Regions from separate parts of the Homo sapiens genome. Here all the other regions are linked to region 1. The links are chromatin loops, found by intact Hi-C in ENCODE. Cell type or tissue: gastrocnemius medialis. All regions are shown on one strand. Each heading gives the region's core, and the rest is flanking DNA. Links, peaks and the distances in the headings are about the cores only.

What was found. Hi-C counts contacts between places; a loop is a spot of excess contacts. Peaks named below come from ENCODE experiments on the same cell type or tissue, not always from the same donor. Only the 100,000 strongest peaks of a DNase experiment are listed, where the experiment ranks them.
Region 2: a loop joins it to region 1, with 4 times the contacts of the local background. A loop is called at or near these places in 7 of 110 quality-filtered maps.
Region 3: a loop joins it to region 1, with 4 times the contacts of the local background. A loop is called at or near these places in 2 of 110 quality-filtered maps.

The regions. Positions count from the first base shown.
Region 1 is chr12:119,244,242-119,249,582 of GRCh38, reverse strand. The region is part of intron 1 of LOC105370025 (a long non-coding RNA gene); the gene reads left to right. Among named protein-coding and RNA genes, the nearest start is that of LINC00934, 56 kb to the left of the region's middle. In gastrocnemius medialis, for the core only: no CTCF peak of the experiment used is centred there; DNase peaks (open chromatin) are centred at 1,974 and 2,262; H3K27ac peaks cover 2,479 bases.
Region 2 is chr12:119,112,429-119,117,769 of GRCh38, reverse strand. It overlaps SRRM4 (serine/arginine repetitive matrix 4), which reads right to left. Exons shown (of 13, transcript NM_194286.4): 3 at 3,406-3,492; 4 at 762-833. LOC105370021 (a long non-coding RNA gene) reads left to right here. Exons shown (of 3, transcript XR_945429.3): 2 at 811-883. Among named protein-coding and RNA genes, the nearest start is that of SRRM4-AS1, 63 kb to the right of the region's middle. In gastrocnemius medialis, for the core only: CTCF peaks have their summits at 2,085 and 2,286 (motif pointing left); no DNase peak of the experiment used is centred there.
Region 3 is chr12:119,156,117-119,161,457 of GRCh38, reverse strand. It overlaps SRRM4 (serine/arginine repetitive matrix 4), which reads right to left. Exons shown (of 13, transcript NM_194286.4): 13 at 1-4,963. The coding sequence ends at 4,660. Among named protein-coding and RNA genes, the nearest start is that of HSPB8, 20 kb to the left of the region's middle. In gastrocnemius medialis, for the core only: no CTCF peak of the experiment used is centred there; DNase peaks (open chromatin) are centred at 1,407, 2,827, 3,287 and 3,707; H3K4me3 peaks cover 720 bases; H3K27ac peaks cover 4,794 bases.

The DNA of each region.
Region 1 (5,341 bases), core at 187-5,186:
GTCATGTCCAAATGCACTGAAATAATTGATTGTTTTAATGAGCTCTCCATCTGTCTCATTTTCTTCTGTCTTTCTCTACTCAGTAACTGGTTTTAGTGAGAGAAAAGAACAGACTCCACTCTTGGGAGGTCACAGTTTGAAAGAGGGGAGGATCTCTGGCTTGGATCTGCTGCCCAGGGGTTCTGCATTCCCTGGTGAAATTAGAAATGATTTCCCCAGGCTGGGCATGGTGGCTCATGCCTGTAATACCAGCATTTTGGGAAGCCAAGGCAGATGGATCATTTGAGGTCAGGAGTTCGAGACCAGCCTGGCCAACATGGTGAAAACCCATCTCTACTGAAAATACAAAAATTAGCCGTGAGTGGTGGCACGCCCCTGTAGTACCAGCTACTCAGGAGGCTGAGGCAGGAGAATCGCTTGAACCCAGGAGGCGGAGGTTGCAGTGAGCTGAGATCATGCCACTGCACTCCAGCCTGGGCAACAGAGTGAGACTCCATCTCAAAAAAAAAAAAAAAGAAAGAAAAAAGAAATGATTTTCCCAAAGAAGAGCATGCAGGGAAAAGTGTTAGGTGCTGTGGTGGCTGCAAGGAGCACAGGTCCCTCAACTTAGCCCAAGAGAAAGAAAACTCTCTAGTCACTCCTTGAGATAGAAGGAGGACACCTAGCCACTTCAGTTTGGGTCAACAAACGGGTATTGAGTGCCTACTGTATACCAGACATATAGCAGACAGTAGAAATGTGGTCTCCAACGTCTGGCAGAATCAGTAAAAAAACTCCTTGGGTCAGATGCATTCATATGCTACTGGTAGGAATATAAATTTTTTACAGCTTTCCTGGAGCGTAATTGAACAATATGTATAAGAGATTTAAGAGATGTGCATGCCCATTGACCCAACAATTGGCCTTCTAATAATTTATGATAAGGGGATAATCACTTATGTGTGCAAAGATTTAGCTGCAGCTGTGTTCATTGCAACATTATTTACAAAAGCAAAGAAAAAATCTTTGAAAAACCTAATTGTTCAATGACAAGGAATTATATAAATTCGTGATGACATATCGTTAGGATGGCATACTAGAAAATCATTTAAAAGAATATTAGAAGAGAATATTTATTGACATGGGGAACAGTTAATTACACATTTTTTTTTTTTTTGAGGTGGAGTCTCGCCCTGTTGCCCAGGCTGGAGTGCAGTGGCATGATCTCGGCTCACTGCAACTTCCGTCTCCTGGGTTCAAGCGATTCTCCTGCCTCAGTCTTAGCGAGTAGCTAGGATTACAGGTGCCTGCCACCATGCCCAGCTAATTTTTGTATTTTCAGTGGAGGCGAGGTTTCACCATGTTGGTCAGGCTGGTCTTGAACTCCCAACTTCAAGTGATCCTACCACCTTGGCCTCCTAAAGTGGTGGGAAATGATACATTGTTAAGTTACAGTAAACAAATAAAATGTCTAATAAATAGTATGATCTAAATTTTCTGGAAAAAAAAATGTCTGCAATTGTGTGGAAAAAAGACGGGAAGGAAATGCACTATTCTGGGAAGATGAGAATTTGTGTTACATTTAGATTCTTCTCTGGGGTTCTTCTGATTTTTTTTTCCCAGTGATAATGTGTTACTTGTTATTTTCAAAACAGAAAAAGCTGTTTTGAAAAGAGATAGCTGTGAACAGGAGCCAGAAATGAAATGGAAACTGTTGGGAATTAAGCAGGCTTGGGGACTAGCTGGGCTCTAGCCTGGCTTATTTCCTCTGTGGGTTCATTCTACTCTCTCTACTTACTGGGTGTGTTAGGCCATTCTTGTGTTGCTATAAAGGAATGCCTGAATCTGAGTAACTTATAAAGAAAAGAGGTTTAATTGGCTCACAGTTCTGCAGGCTGTACATACAGGAAGCATGGTTGGCATCTGCTCAGCTTTTGGATGACCTCAGGAAGCTTACAATCATGGCAGAAGGTGAAGGGGGAGCTGATGTATCACGTGGTGAGAGCAGGAGCAAGAGAACAAGGGGAGGTGCCACACACTTTTAAACAACCGGATCTCACAAGAACTCACTCACTATTGCAAAGAAGGCACCAAGCGGATGGTGTTAAAAGTCCACCCCCATGATCCACTCACCCCGCACCAGGCCACACCTCCAACATTGGGGATTACCTTTCAATCTGAGATTTGGGGGCACAAACATCCAAACCCTTTCATTGCTTACCCATGGTTCTGCTGCCTCTAAACCTCTGCCTGCTTCTGGTCTATCAGAGCCTCTCCAGCCAGAAGTCAACCTCATGACTTTGCTACTTCAGTGCCAAAGTATGACTATTTTGGTCTCCGGGTATATTTAGTTCTCTGGATATACTATACATAGTCCAAATTTCCAGAAGAGAGAGACTCCTCTCTTCTTTACCAGGCCAAGGCCTATGTCATTGACTGGATCAGACCTGATCTGGTGGCTCATATCTAATCAGGTGTGGTCCAATCAGCAGTGGGCCAGAGTCAAGGGTTACTGGGCTCATATCTTAACCAGGGCATGGAGGTGGGGCATTTCCCTTTAGGATGCTGTGTGGTTGGACGGTCCCAGTGATAGACATCTTCAGCACAACAGTCCAATCAAATAATTTAAATAATGCAGGGCCCAAATATCTGCATGGAAACCAGATCCCAAGTCTTTGTTCTCAGCTTTGATCAACTAAATTAAGCCACTGTTGATTCTTACTGATTTTGGCGCTGACATCACAGCTCACACAATTTTGGGGGACAGGGTATTAGGCCTATCCAACTGAAATAGATAATGAATCTAAGCTTTATTAGGGTTATAGATGCAGACAAGGCAAAATCAAAGTTAGATCATTGTCAAAAGGGTTGGATCTGTATAGCATAGCATGTTACTGATAATAACAGCTATCATTTTTCATACAATAGTATATAATTTACTACCTGCCAGGCACTGAGCTTCACAGGTATCATTCTAGTGACTCCTCAAACAATCTCGTTGTCAGTAAGGTACGGTTATAATTAATTCCCATCTCATAGATAACGAAACTGAAGATCAGGGAATTTAAGTAACTTTTTCCCAGGTCACACATGACTAGGAGGTCACTGGGTTAGAATTCAAACCCAAGCCTTTTGTAATTCCAGATTCTGTGGGCTTTACCACCTCTCAATACCACCCAAATACTTTCTGTCCAAACCCCTTATTTTGGAATAATTAAAAAGAATTACCATCACTTCTGGCCATTCTCTGGCATTTTATCTAGAGCAGGATAAGACTCTGGCTCAGTCTTTCCCAGGCCAGACAGGTCATGTGACTATAATAATTGGAATGTTTTTGCTAGCAACAATGGGAATCCCAACACAAACTGGGAATGTGTTAGTTCAACAATTGAACAAACTTCTGCTTCTCATGAGAAGGGAGTAGCAGGAATGAGATTTTTTTTCCTCCTGCTTAAAACAACCAAAAAATAGATACAATGTATGATGCAATGGTTTTTAAACTTTGGATCTTAGGAAACAGAGGACAGTTAACCTTGAAAGACAGGAAACAAAGTGAGCCCTGGGTTTGCTCCAGCATACTGCTTTGAGAGACTTTCCACGCTGCAGCCTAGGAGGATTCGAGGAGACTCCCTAAATTAAGGAGACAGAAGTGAAAGTTTGGGGAGGCCAAGGTGTCTGGAGGAACCAGATTGGAATAGTGGAGAGAAGAGAGTTGCATAGAGGGAGAAAGCCAAAGATTGGCCAGAGAGTATCCTTGGATTTTCAAGACAGGAGGGATCAGCCTGCACATTTGAGGAAATGACCCAAGTTTGGGGAAAGAATTATCAGAAAGGATTAGAAATAACAGTGTTGGCATTTACACAGGACCAAGAACAGTGTCTGTTCCCATTTGCCAGACTGGAAAACCTCATGGATCTCAGGGCATTGAATAGACTACAGACGGGTCTTACTCATTGGTGGGGAATAATTAACTAAACACTAAACAAATCTTAAAGGGGATTCCCACAGTTAACAATATACTTAATGGCTAAAACTGGATACTATCTCCTAAGATCAGAATAAGACAAGGATATACTACCACGTCTTCTATTTAACAATATGCTGGAGGTCCTCACTGGTGAAATAAGGCAAGACAAAGAAACAAAAGGCATCCAGATTGGAAAGTAAAACTATCTTTATTTGAAGACAGCATGATTATTTATGTAGAAAATCCTATGTAATCTACATAAAACTACCATATCTAATTAATGAGTTTAGCAAATTTGCAGGACACAAGATCAATATACAAAAATCAATTTTATTTCTATACACTAGCAACAAACAATTGGAAATTGAAATTTAAAATACCCTTTACAACAAATTCAATACTTAGGGATAAATCTGACCAAAAAAGGTGAAAGAACTATACATTGAAAGCTACAAAACATTTAAAGAAAAAATTAAAAAAGACTTAAATAAATGAAGAAATATATCATGTTAATAGGTGAGAAGCCTCAATTTTGATAAGATGTCTGTTCTCCCCAAATTGATCTATGCAATCCCAATCAAAATCCCAGTTGGCTTTATTTTTGGTAGAAATTGTCAAACTGATTCTAAAATTCATATGAAATGCAAAATATCTACAATGGCCACAACAACTTTGATAAAGAAGAATCAAGTTCAAGACTCTTACAGTTTAGTAACCAAATAGTATTGCATTGGCAAAAAAAAAAAAAAAAAAAAAAAGACCAACATATTCATCACCGATGGGACAGAATAGAGAGTCCAGAAATACACAAATGCATATATAAAAAATTGAGTCTTGACAAAGGTGTAAAGATAATTCAGTGGTAAAAGGAAGTCCTCTCATCAAATGGTGCTGGAAGAATTAGATATCTAGATGCCAAAAACACCACCCCAAAAAACAAAACAGCACTTGGATCCATAACTTGTATGAAATGCAAATTTAACTCAAAATGGATCATAGATCTAAATGCAAAACTTAAAACTATAAAATTCCTAGAATAGTAATTCTTAATGGGGGCAATTTGACACCCCCTACCCCACAACCCAGGAAATACGTGGCAATGTCTAGAGATATTTGTGGTTGTCATAAGTGGAGGGGGCATGCTATAGGTGTCTAGTGGGTAGAGGCCAGAGGCACTCTCAAACATTTTATAATGTGTATAAAGACCCCCACAGCAAAGAATTATCTAAAATAATGTGTCAAGAGTACCAAGGTTGAGAAACTCTATTCTAGAAAAAAATATAGAAGAAAACTTTTGTGATCTTGGTATAGGCAAACATTTCTTAGATCTGACACCAAAAGTACAATCTATAAAAGAACAAATTGACAAATTCAACTTTATTAAAATTAAAACTT
Region 2 (5,341 bases), core at 272-5,271, 130 kb after region 1:
TGGCTAATTTTTGTATTTTTAGTAGAGACTGGGTTTCACCATGTTGGCCAGGATGGTCTCGACCTCCTGACCTCGTGATCTGCCCACCTTGGTCTCCCAAAGTGCCAGGACTACAGTATCCTTTTAGTCTTTTCCTTCCCCTGTAAACATACACGTGTGTGTGTGTGTGTGTGCACAGTGAACACCAGGAACATGGGCCCAGTTCATGATGCGCTGTAACTACCGTCACTGCATCCCCATGCACCAGCATGGGAAATCTCAGCACAGCCATGTTTTTCAACATGATCTCATTCTCTAGCATGCAATGGACTGACAAGAGGGGCATTTCCTTGGGAATTTGGAATAAGGAACAAGACAGAGAGATTCAGTGTCTCCTTGCAACTTGGCCTGCAACATGGAGAGATGGGGCAGGGTGCAGCCATGTCCCTCATGGGGACCAGGAGACAGCGGGCACTTCAGGTCCCAGGTGGGTCCTGTCAGCTTTCCACTCCTTGTTCTAGCCCCTTGCTCAGGCCTGGCTGGTCCCTGAGTCACTCCTGCTTCTTTATAATCAAGTCCTCCTCTGGCCTCAGTTAGCATGTGTGGACCTCTAGTCTTCGCAGCCACAGTCCCAGCTTACACAAGACACAAATACGTAAAAAGACATAGATAATTGTTTTACATAAATGACATGATATGCTTCCAGATGACCTTTTAGTGCCATCAACTGTCCTCCCCACCCCACCTGGGGAGGTCTTGTTTGCAGAGAAAAAGGACAATACCTGCGTCGCTTGTGTTTCTTGGAACTTTTCTTCTTCTTTTTCTTGACAGGCGATGGGCTATAGGATGAGGACCTGCCAGGGCCAAGAAGACACATTTCAGAAGGAGGCTCTTAAAGGCCAAGGTTGGTTTCAAAAAGAACCTTCCCCAGTCCTTATACAGGGTTTTAGCTCTTGCAGGAACACACATCAAAGATAATATCCATGCTGATACTAGCTTGCATTTGTAAGCAATTTTTAATTGCTCACAAATTTAATTTTACTTTTCATTTGATTTTAATTTTTAACAAGTTAATGTAAACCATTACCTTGTGTTTTGTAAGCATTATCTCATTCAATCCTTTCACACACTTCTTAGGTAGGTACAATTGCTACCCTCCCTTTTCAGACAAAGAAAATGAAGTTCAGAGAGGTGAAGTGACCGGCCTAAAGACACACAGCTAGGAAGTAGATGAGCTGGGATCCCACTGGTTTTTGCTCTCAGTCACCATAGCACCTCACAGCTGCCTGCCTGGTCAAGCTGGAAAGGCTTCCTTCTGTCTGCTGTTCTCCCTTCAAGCTGCAACCCTCCTCTCAAAGTCTCAGGGTTTCTCCTTTGCCCCATCCTTTGTCTCCCTGGTAAGACTGAGCCCCTGAAGGATATCTTGCCAGGCTGCGGCTGCACGGATAGTGCCATCAAAGTGTTACCTGAGCAACAGAGCTACTCTGAGTCCATGGTGATGACTCAAGACTGAGGCTCAGGTGACCTAAGTTCCAATCTTGACTACTACCAACTCACAGAGCCACCTTGGGCATGTCAAGGCTCATCTCTAAGTCTCTTATTTCCCCGCTGACAAAAGACCAGGGTTGAAACAGATGAGAGGTTACAAATTCAATGCTAACAGGGCCCTCTCAGGTAACATGAATGGATGAAGCAGGCTGGGTGGAAGACAGTAGGGAGTAGTGGGGACTGTGGGGGAACCAGAGAGGTTCTGGCTGGAGGGGAGTCTGCTTCTCAGATTAGCCGAAGATCCTGTGTAGGAATTCAGGTCTGGGCTTCTACAGCACCTGCCTTTTCTAAAGGAGCCTCCAAAACTCCACATTTTCATATGAAATCTCCCGATTTGGAAATGTTGACCACCAATTAAAAAAAAAATCAAATCACTTTGCAGGTCAAACAAAACATGTCTGCAGAAGGGAATGGCTGAGAAACAATTCAGCCTTCAAGGAATCATAACATTTGTCCCCAGACACATGCTCAGTGAATATTCACTGGATGAACGAGTCAATTAGTGAATCTTAATATCTGAGGTTTCCTTTTTTAGAGTATTCTCTGGCCCACCCCTCAAATTAGGAAATCCAAAGCACTTGCCTCAATTTCATCTCCTACCCTACAATGGCTAGGACTCAGAGTCTTCATCCATATTTCCCCCTGGCTCCTCTTTGAGCCTGTCCTTTTAGAATGAGGCTAAGGGGTGTCTGTGAAACAAGGTTCCAGAAAACCTGGAGTTGAAGCCCAAGTCATCAGATGCTGCTCTCTGCTGCCCCCTACAGGTTTCTATAAATACTGCCTCAGAAGTTTGCTGTGATTCTCAGTTGGCAGCCTTAAGGGTTAATTTAAGCCTGCCCCTCTGGAGTTGGCACACTAGAGATGCTTTCAGTCTAGTTAGTGGCAGCCTACAAGCAAATCTGGAAATCATTTTAAATATAAAAAAATTTTAAAGGAATTGGACGTAGAAAAAATGCATAGGATACCAAAGAGTCAATAGCTGGCAAACAAACAAACAGCACCCCTCCCCTCCAACACCCACCTATTATCCTAGATATTGAACTAGTTAGGTGGGCGTCGTAGAACCAACTGAGAACCTGGCGTCAAGCCCCTGTAGATCCTGTCACCACCTCTGTGAGCCTTTATTTTCTCATCTCTAAAATGGGAATAATAATGCTTTCCTGGTAGACAATGGTCAGGGATAAAAGAGATAATGAAGACCACGGTGCCTAGTCTAGTCCTCTGCATCTAGTAAGCTCTCAAAAAATAATTCAATATTCATGCTAAAGACTATGCTTCCGGCCAGGCGCGGTGGTTCACGCTTGTAACCCCAGCACTTTGGAAGGCCGAGGCAGGCGGATCACAAGGTCAGGAGATGGAGACCATCCTGGCTAACACAGTGAAATTCTGTCTCTACTAAAAATACAAAAAATTAGCCTGGCGTGGTGGCGGGCGCCTGTAGTCACAGCTACTCGGGAGGCTGAGGCAGGAGAATGGAGTGAACCTGGGAGGCGGAGATTGCAGGGAGCCGAGATCATGCCAGTGCACTCCAGCCTGGGTGACAGAGCGAGACTCCGTCTCAAAAAAAAAAAAAAAAAAAAAAGACTATGCTTCCTATTAATTAGTCATTTACCATGTGCCAGGTACTGTGACAGCCGCTTCCACATTAATTTTTCATGTAATTTTCATGAAATCTCAAAAGGTAGATATTATCACCATTTTGGAGAAGTATAATAAAAACAGGAACAGAGATGTAAAGTGACTTGCCCAAGGTCACACAGCTAGTTAAGCATCAGAGAGGGGATTTGAACCCAAGAGGGAGCCACTGTCTGACTTTGAAACCCATATTTTGTCCCTGCCTGCATCTTACAGGTTTTATCTCCCTCTTGGTGCTCTTACCTCCTTCTCTTCTTCCGAGTGGATTTCTTCTTTTTCTTCTTTCCCCTGGAGGAAGGTGGTGGTGTCAAGTCTTTGTCATGAGAGGCACTGTGAGGAGCAAAGAGAGGAGCATTAGATAACTCATGGTTCCCCAACTCCCCAACCAGAGCTGGTGCAGCCAGGGAAGGACCCAGGTCCTTGGATGATCAAGGACCTATAGCCAGTGCCTCATTACCACCTCATGGCTGATTGGGTCACACTTCAGACTAAGTACCTAAATAAGGACTTAATGCCGAGTTAATGAGACAGACGTTGTACGTTACCCAAACACCAACTGATTATTAAAAACAGAGTTATAGAGGTTAACTACTCCTAAATAGATTTATTATTGAATTTGCAAATGGCTTGCCTTGGTAAATAAATCACTTTTTAAATAACTCATCAGCCGTTCAGCCCCCTCCCTCCCCAATATATCGTGTCCGTAGTTCCTGCTGGAAATTTAATAGCAGGCGGAAGGTATGTTAAGTAGCAGCTGATTATTAAAAGTATATTTGCCAAGGTCTAATGTAACGAGATACGTATCTTATATTGCCTCGCAGAACCTCAAAAACCTCCGCTCTTCAAGAATAATTATTTCCTGTTCAATTAAATTCAAATGCTGAGGCTGCAGTTAAATGAAGTCAAGTTATCTTCTTTTATAATTGGGGCAGGCTCCAGGGATTTTTTTAAAAACACTATCCCATGGCAAAGGAAGATGGTTTTAGATGAAAAACTGCTTGGGAATTGGAACATGCCAACCTAGTGGAACCTCAAGGGGAAAACATAATCTTACTACTAATATTGTCATTATTTCAGCAGTGACACAACTAGCATTTATGCGCTTGTTATGTGCCAAGTTTTTTTATATATTGGGATACAAACACTTTGAGAATGGTATGACTTTTACTGTCTTGAGCCTCAGAAAGGTTAATTAACTTGCTGATGGCTAGACAATTAGAATGTGTCCAGGCTAGGATTTGAATCAAGGCCTGTGTGATTCCTACCCTGAGATTTTCCCCACAAAACCAGCTGCCTTCTCAAACTTGTTTGTGTGGCCAATCATCTGGAAATTACCCAACTTTTTATAGAATATCATAAAGTACTGCTGTATTTAATTCCATTTTAAGAATCTGGATCATTGTGGTTAGTAGAAAGAATGATAAAATGGTTAGAATATATGCCAGGGTCTCTATCTTCAGCAAATAAGAATCATATAGCTATATTTATAATATTTTCAAGAGAGCCACTTTTTAAAAATTATCAGATGTCATTTTATTTAAACAGCTGGAGGAGAGACTATTTATATTATTGAGCTTTTCTACTAATTTGCTTTCCTGAATGTGGAACTTTTGATGTGCTGTTTTTTTTTAATTTTAATTTTAAATTTGTACATTCCGGGCTACATTTGCAGGATGTGCAGGTTTGTTACATAGATAAATGTGTGCCATGGTGGTTTGCTGCACCTATCAACCCGTCACCTAGGTATTAAGCCCAGCATGCATTTGCTCTTTTCCCTAATGCTCTTCCTCAGCCACCACTCTCCCCCAACAGGCCCCAGTGTGTGATGTTCCCCTTCCTGTGTCCATGTGTTCTCAATGTTCAGCTCCCACTTATAAGTGAGATCATGCAGTATTTGGTTTTCTGTTCTTGCATTGGTTTGCAGAGGATAATAGCTTCCAGCTTCATCCTTGTGCCTGCAAAGGACAGGATCTTGTTCATAGTATGGAATACTGCATAGTATTCCATGGTATATGTATACCACATTTTCTTTATCCAGCCTATCATTGATGGGCATTTGGGTTCATTTCATGTCTTTGCTATTGTGAATAGTGCTGCAATGAACATATGCGTGCATGTATCTTTATAATAGAATGACATATATTCATTCCTTTGGGTATATACCCAGTAATGGGATTGC
Region 3 (5,341 bases), core at 272-5,271, 88 kb after region 1:
CAGCAACCACAGATAGAAGAGAGATGACATTTCTGTCAGTATCATTGGCTCACTGGTGCAGAAGTGAGAAGAACGAGACTTCAATAAAGCATTGCTCAATGACATTGAATCTAGCATAAGTTTCTCAGCTGGACTCGGCTGGCCAGTGCGGGAGGAGGCATGTTTGGAGGAATCCTGTTTTTTGACTTCGTTTTACTGAGACAAAATTTTCTGTTCAGCTAAAGGGGAAAGTGGGGCAAGACACATGCGCATGAGACCATTTTGAACATTTGTGAAAAAGAAGAGGGGAAAAGAAAACAGCAGAAGAAAAGATGAAAGTTGGACTGGAGAAGGAAAACAATGTGCTTTCTTTGCCTTTGAGAGCACCCTGAATTTTGGCCTCTCCAAGCAGACCCTTTTGCAAAAGAGGATGGGTCTGAGCAAATGAAGTGATGCGGTTCTCTGAGACTGAGACCTTTGTTCTAACATCTTAATTTTATTCTGCTTCTGAAAGATCAGCTGTCCTTCAAAGAAGGGAAGGAATGCAGATAGGAATATGATCAAACCTCAGTGAACCAGAATGTTACTAATAGGGGGCTTTGAGTTACTTAGCCTTGCCTAATTAACTGAAGGGAGATCAAATCTTGCTTTTCGTTTTTACTTTCATGATGGACAACCTCCTAAAAATGTTTGAGGCTCTTTTCCTTTTCCCTCTGAGTCTCAGTGAAGCTCCCTCTGTCTTTGGTGACACTCTCAGGCCTCAGGCCAACATTTTGAATTTTTATCTCACAAATCCCTCCACTTAACAGAGGTCGAACTTTGCCCTAGGGAAAGGGAGCAATGTATTCAGTTTCTGTCATCCAGTGCACTTCCATAGCGGGAAGGTCAAAGGCTTGGGATGCATGGCGCTTGACCTCAAGCCACATCTCCCTCCCATTTTGGATGTTGGTTTTTGAGATAAATCCTCACGACGAGCAGCATCCTGGTGATCTGTCATATTCCTTGGAAGCAGAAGGTAATGAGGGTGAAATGGGCGTAGGAACAGCGATACTGGGAATGGGAGGTTCTGGTTAATCAGGGTTACCAGTGCCTCAACAAGCACATTGTTTTTGGATAGAAAAAAAGGAAATGTAAAAGAAAGTAGAGAAATACACTGAGAGAGAGAGAGAGAGAGAGAGAGAGAGAGAGACAGAGAGAGAGACAGAGAGAGAGACAGAGAGAGAGAGAGGCAGAGATTTCCCCGAAGCAGGCATTTAAGCAGCCTTCTTGTAAACTTCACCCAGGAAAGGGGCACTCCCTTGCTTTGGGTTAGGGCTGGATAGTCACATTGCCAGGGAAACAACCAGGGATGTTGCAAAAGTCTCACCAAACCCAAAGCTGGACCAGACAAGCTGGCAATTGCAAGGCAGTGGACAGTGACTTTGGAAAGGGCAAGAGCTGTCTCCGGCCAGCAGCCAGAAGACACTGCCAGTTGGTCAGATAAGCAGGACTGATGACCTTTGGATCCTGGGCCCTTCCAGGATGGGTTTGGAAATGACCTTCTTGGTGGGGTCCTGTGGAACATCTGGCTGCTCCTTCCACCTTTTTTTTTTTTTTCCTAATTTCAGAAATAGCTTTGTGCTTTCCCCTGATGAAACAGCAAGAGATCATAGATAAAAGCTTTTGCTTTTGGCTTGGTGGTTCTCAAGCAAGATGGCTGATGCCTCTTCCCAAGGTAGCCTTCAGATCTCAGGGGACAGAGAGAAATTAGGTACTGTGGAGTGGAAGCATGTGTAACATACATGAAACCAACTAGGTGTGCTCAGAGAAGCTAGGGAGTGATCCTGCTATGTGCCTTGGAGTGAGGGTGAGATCAAGGTGCATCTTCCCTCAGTCAGCTCAATTCCTGCCTCCATTCTCATGGTGTGAGCACCTTGTCAACCCCAAGTGCAATTCCAGTACTAAACCAGACATCATTTTCATCCACCATGGCCCTCAAAATACAAGGCAACTACTTCAGCAAGTACTCAACTGAAGCCTCATCACTCTGTTAGGAGATAGCACATCTGTCTCCAATCTGGTGCCTCCCTAAGGGACATTCACAAGGGATTTCGACTTTGTGCAGCCTTGGCCCCATTTGCCAACTTTCGACTCCAACCCCCACCTAAGTTGCAACTCCACTGTGTCAATTCATCACTGTAGCTCATAAGCCTCTGGGCTGTTTACATCTTTTTGATACCCCTGTGAGGTTCCTGGGGGACAGGAGGCTGGGGTACAGGCCTGACCCTCCTGGACGCTGGGTTAAGTGATGAATTTTGGGACTGATGTGCCTCCTTCTGGGCCAACCCCAGGGTGTTCCAGGCTTAGAGCCTTCAGGGAGAAGGCCAATAGCCCACTCACCTTTGGCCTCTCAAATCCCATCCATAAAAAACAGCAGAAAAAAAAAGGAGATGCACAGAAATAATTTAGGAGATCCCCCCAACACACACACACACACACACACACACACACACACACACACACACACACACAAAACCTCTGTATAAATAAATAATTCAATACTGCTAATGGCGAGAAAGAGAGACAGTCATCAAATAAATAAATAGATAAATAAATAAAATAAATAAAAAGGTTTGCTAGGAGCCCCAGGCAAAATGGTCCCCTAGAGTTGTCTTGATGAAGGCAGTCCGAACGTGAGGTTCTGATGCCTCTCACAGCTGTCCTGCTAAGAAGGTTTTTGGTGGCTCTGGGAAGCCTTTGTCTCCATGGAGGGAGACTGAAGTCCAGTCTGGGTTCCTGGGCAGGGACGAGGGTTATTTACAGTGGCTGTACTTGCCCTCCCCGGGGCACCTGCCCCTGTCCCAGGCACCTGCCATCTGGCCTTCTGCAGTGACAGCACTGGCATCCATTAGTCTTTGTGGGCAGGGCTTAGGTCTGGGCCAGAGGCCCGGTATGGGGAGGCTGGGTCGTCCACTGCTGCCCGGGGCCCTCACTCCTGTCTTCTGATGGAGGAAGGGCTGTCGTGGTGGTGGTTGCATGGCAGTCTCTAGCCCCATGGGTTGATAGGATGGGAAAGATTGGGTAGGGAGACGTCACTGCTTCCAAGAAAAAGGACTATTTTCCAAATGTTTTCCCTGGGGTGGGAGGGATAAAGAATGTTTGGCCCTTGCTTCCCCATAACCCAAAATATCCAAAAGCTGGGACCGGTCCTCTCTCCCTCGCTCCCTCCGTGCCCTGTCCTGCTGCTGTTGCCACCACAAACTTGAAACTCACCCACAAGCCTCCGGAAAGCCAGTCAGCTGGTGAGGGGGATGCCCAAGAGTTTATTTTAAGGATCTTATTCCTCACCTCCCCGTTCTTAGCGCCTTCTGTGGATGAAGCAGCTGGTGGTATTTGTGGATCGGAGATCAGCTTACCCTCTCTGCCCAGCCCCAGCCAGGGGGGACTTGGGGTGAGGGCAAAAATAAAGGTGGGTCTTTCCCAAGCTGACAAGAAACCTCAGAAGCCAGCAGGAGCCCAAGACATGGCATATCCAAGCCCCTCTCCCCTGCACTCTGGATTCGGGTCTTTTCCCCCAAACCTGAGCTGCTGTGCCCCATCCTGGCAAAATTCCTGAGAGGCAAGGGGAGTGGCTTAAGCTGAAGGGTGGGTGGGTAGGTGCCAGGCTGCACTGGGTGGCATCCAGGGCGTGGCAGCCTGGGCAGAGGGGAGGGGGCTGGCAGGCGCCAACCGGAGGGTAAGGCCAGACTGGCTGGCGCTGGGGCCTGGCAACTGGCCATGGCACTGGGGAATGTTCAGCAGATGGTCCCGTGGAATTAAGTTGGTGCCAGCTAGTGGGGCTGAGGCATATTTGGGAAGTGGGGCTGGAGACCAACCTGTCCTGACTCTTCCACTATCTCCTTTCTCGTGAGGTTGCAGGGCCCCTGTGAATGGCCAAGAGGTGTTTTGTGTCAGCCATGCAGTGGCCTCTTCACAGCTGGGATCTGCTGGGCTCTGTCCCCTTACCATGCTGAGGTATTGGGAGCAGCAGCTGAACCCTTCCGTTTTTCTATCTATCATCTTAACCAACTCCTATCTCCTGACACCTCCCACCAAGTCAAACGTCCCCATCTGGTATTCAAGGATATCCCTTCTTCTAGGACCCAAATGTCTTCCAGCCTTTGCTTGGGCCTGTTTGAGGAAGTTAAAGGCCTGACCCCGTTATCTTGAACCTGAACTGCCATTGGTCTCCTCTTTCACCCCTCTCAGACATGGGGGTCCATCCACGTGCAGCCATGAAGTTGGACTAGTGGGGCATCCGGGGAGGTGGGGAGAATTACCACGGGCCTCCTGTGAGCAGTGGAGGAGAAGAACTGTCTCCACATTTTCCTGGCCAGGGCTCAATTTTTGAGTCACAGACCCATTGCTTCTCACAAAACCTTGAAGTTTTCTTTTCTTTCTTCTTTTTTTGTGCCACAAGATGATGGTTCTTTCCATATGCCCAGGCCTGAGCTGGGCCCCAGGATGATGCTGGTAGAGGCTCCTAGCAGGCTGATCTAGAGAGTGAAGCCCCCTTACCCTCTTCTCCTCTTCCCCTAGGCAAGCAGGAAGGACAAGGTATAGGAGCCCTCACTATTTGTCACCAAGAAGGCGGGGAGGGCAGGTGGTTGGGGGAGGCTGGCAGCGCGAAGGGGCCCCCACGGGCAGCTGGCTCAGGGGCACTTAGCGCCTCGTGCTGGAGTAGCTGTCTGCTGAGCTGTAGCTCCGGCTCTGGCTCCTGCTCCGGCTCCGGCTCCGGCTCCTGCTCCGGCTCCGGCTGCGGGAGCCCGGACTAGGGCTGCGGGAGCTAGAGCTGCTGCTCGTGCGGGTCCGGCTCCGTCTCCGGCTCCGGCTCCGACTCCGGCTCCGGGAGTAGCTGCGGCTGGCCGAGCGGCTACTGCTGCTGCTGTACCAGGAGGAGGTGCTGCTGAGGCTGCCGGATGAGGAGGGGCTGGGCCGATAGTAGGGGATGGGGCGTTTCCGGGCACTGCAGAGACCAGAGAGAGGAGGGATGAGGGCCGGCCCCTCCGTGCCTCCCCGCAGCGAGCCCCAGTCTTGTCCCAAGGGAAACCAATATCCTCCCTTTCCCCAGTCCCTTAGGAAAAAATACTCCCTTTCCACTTCTCTTGCAGTGCTGAGAACACATCAAAGTAAAAGTCTCAGCTTAGTGCTAGTATGTCTTGAAAAATGATTATCTCACTTTTTTCTTTCCCCCATGAAGCAAGCCTGGAGCTCAGAGCCTTCAGCTTGCAACAGAATCTACATCTAAACTTTAATCATAGTTTTGTTTTCCTATTTTTACTTTTACTAGAACCATCTATTTATGGCAAAAGAGGCTAATTTTCCATTTACTGTACTGTATCGT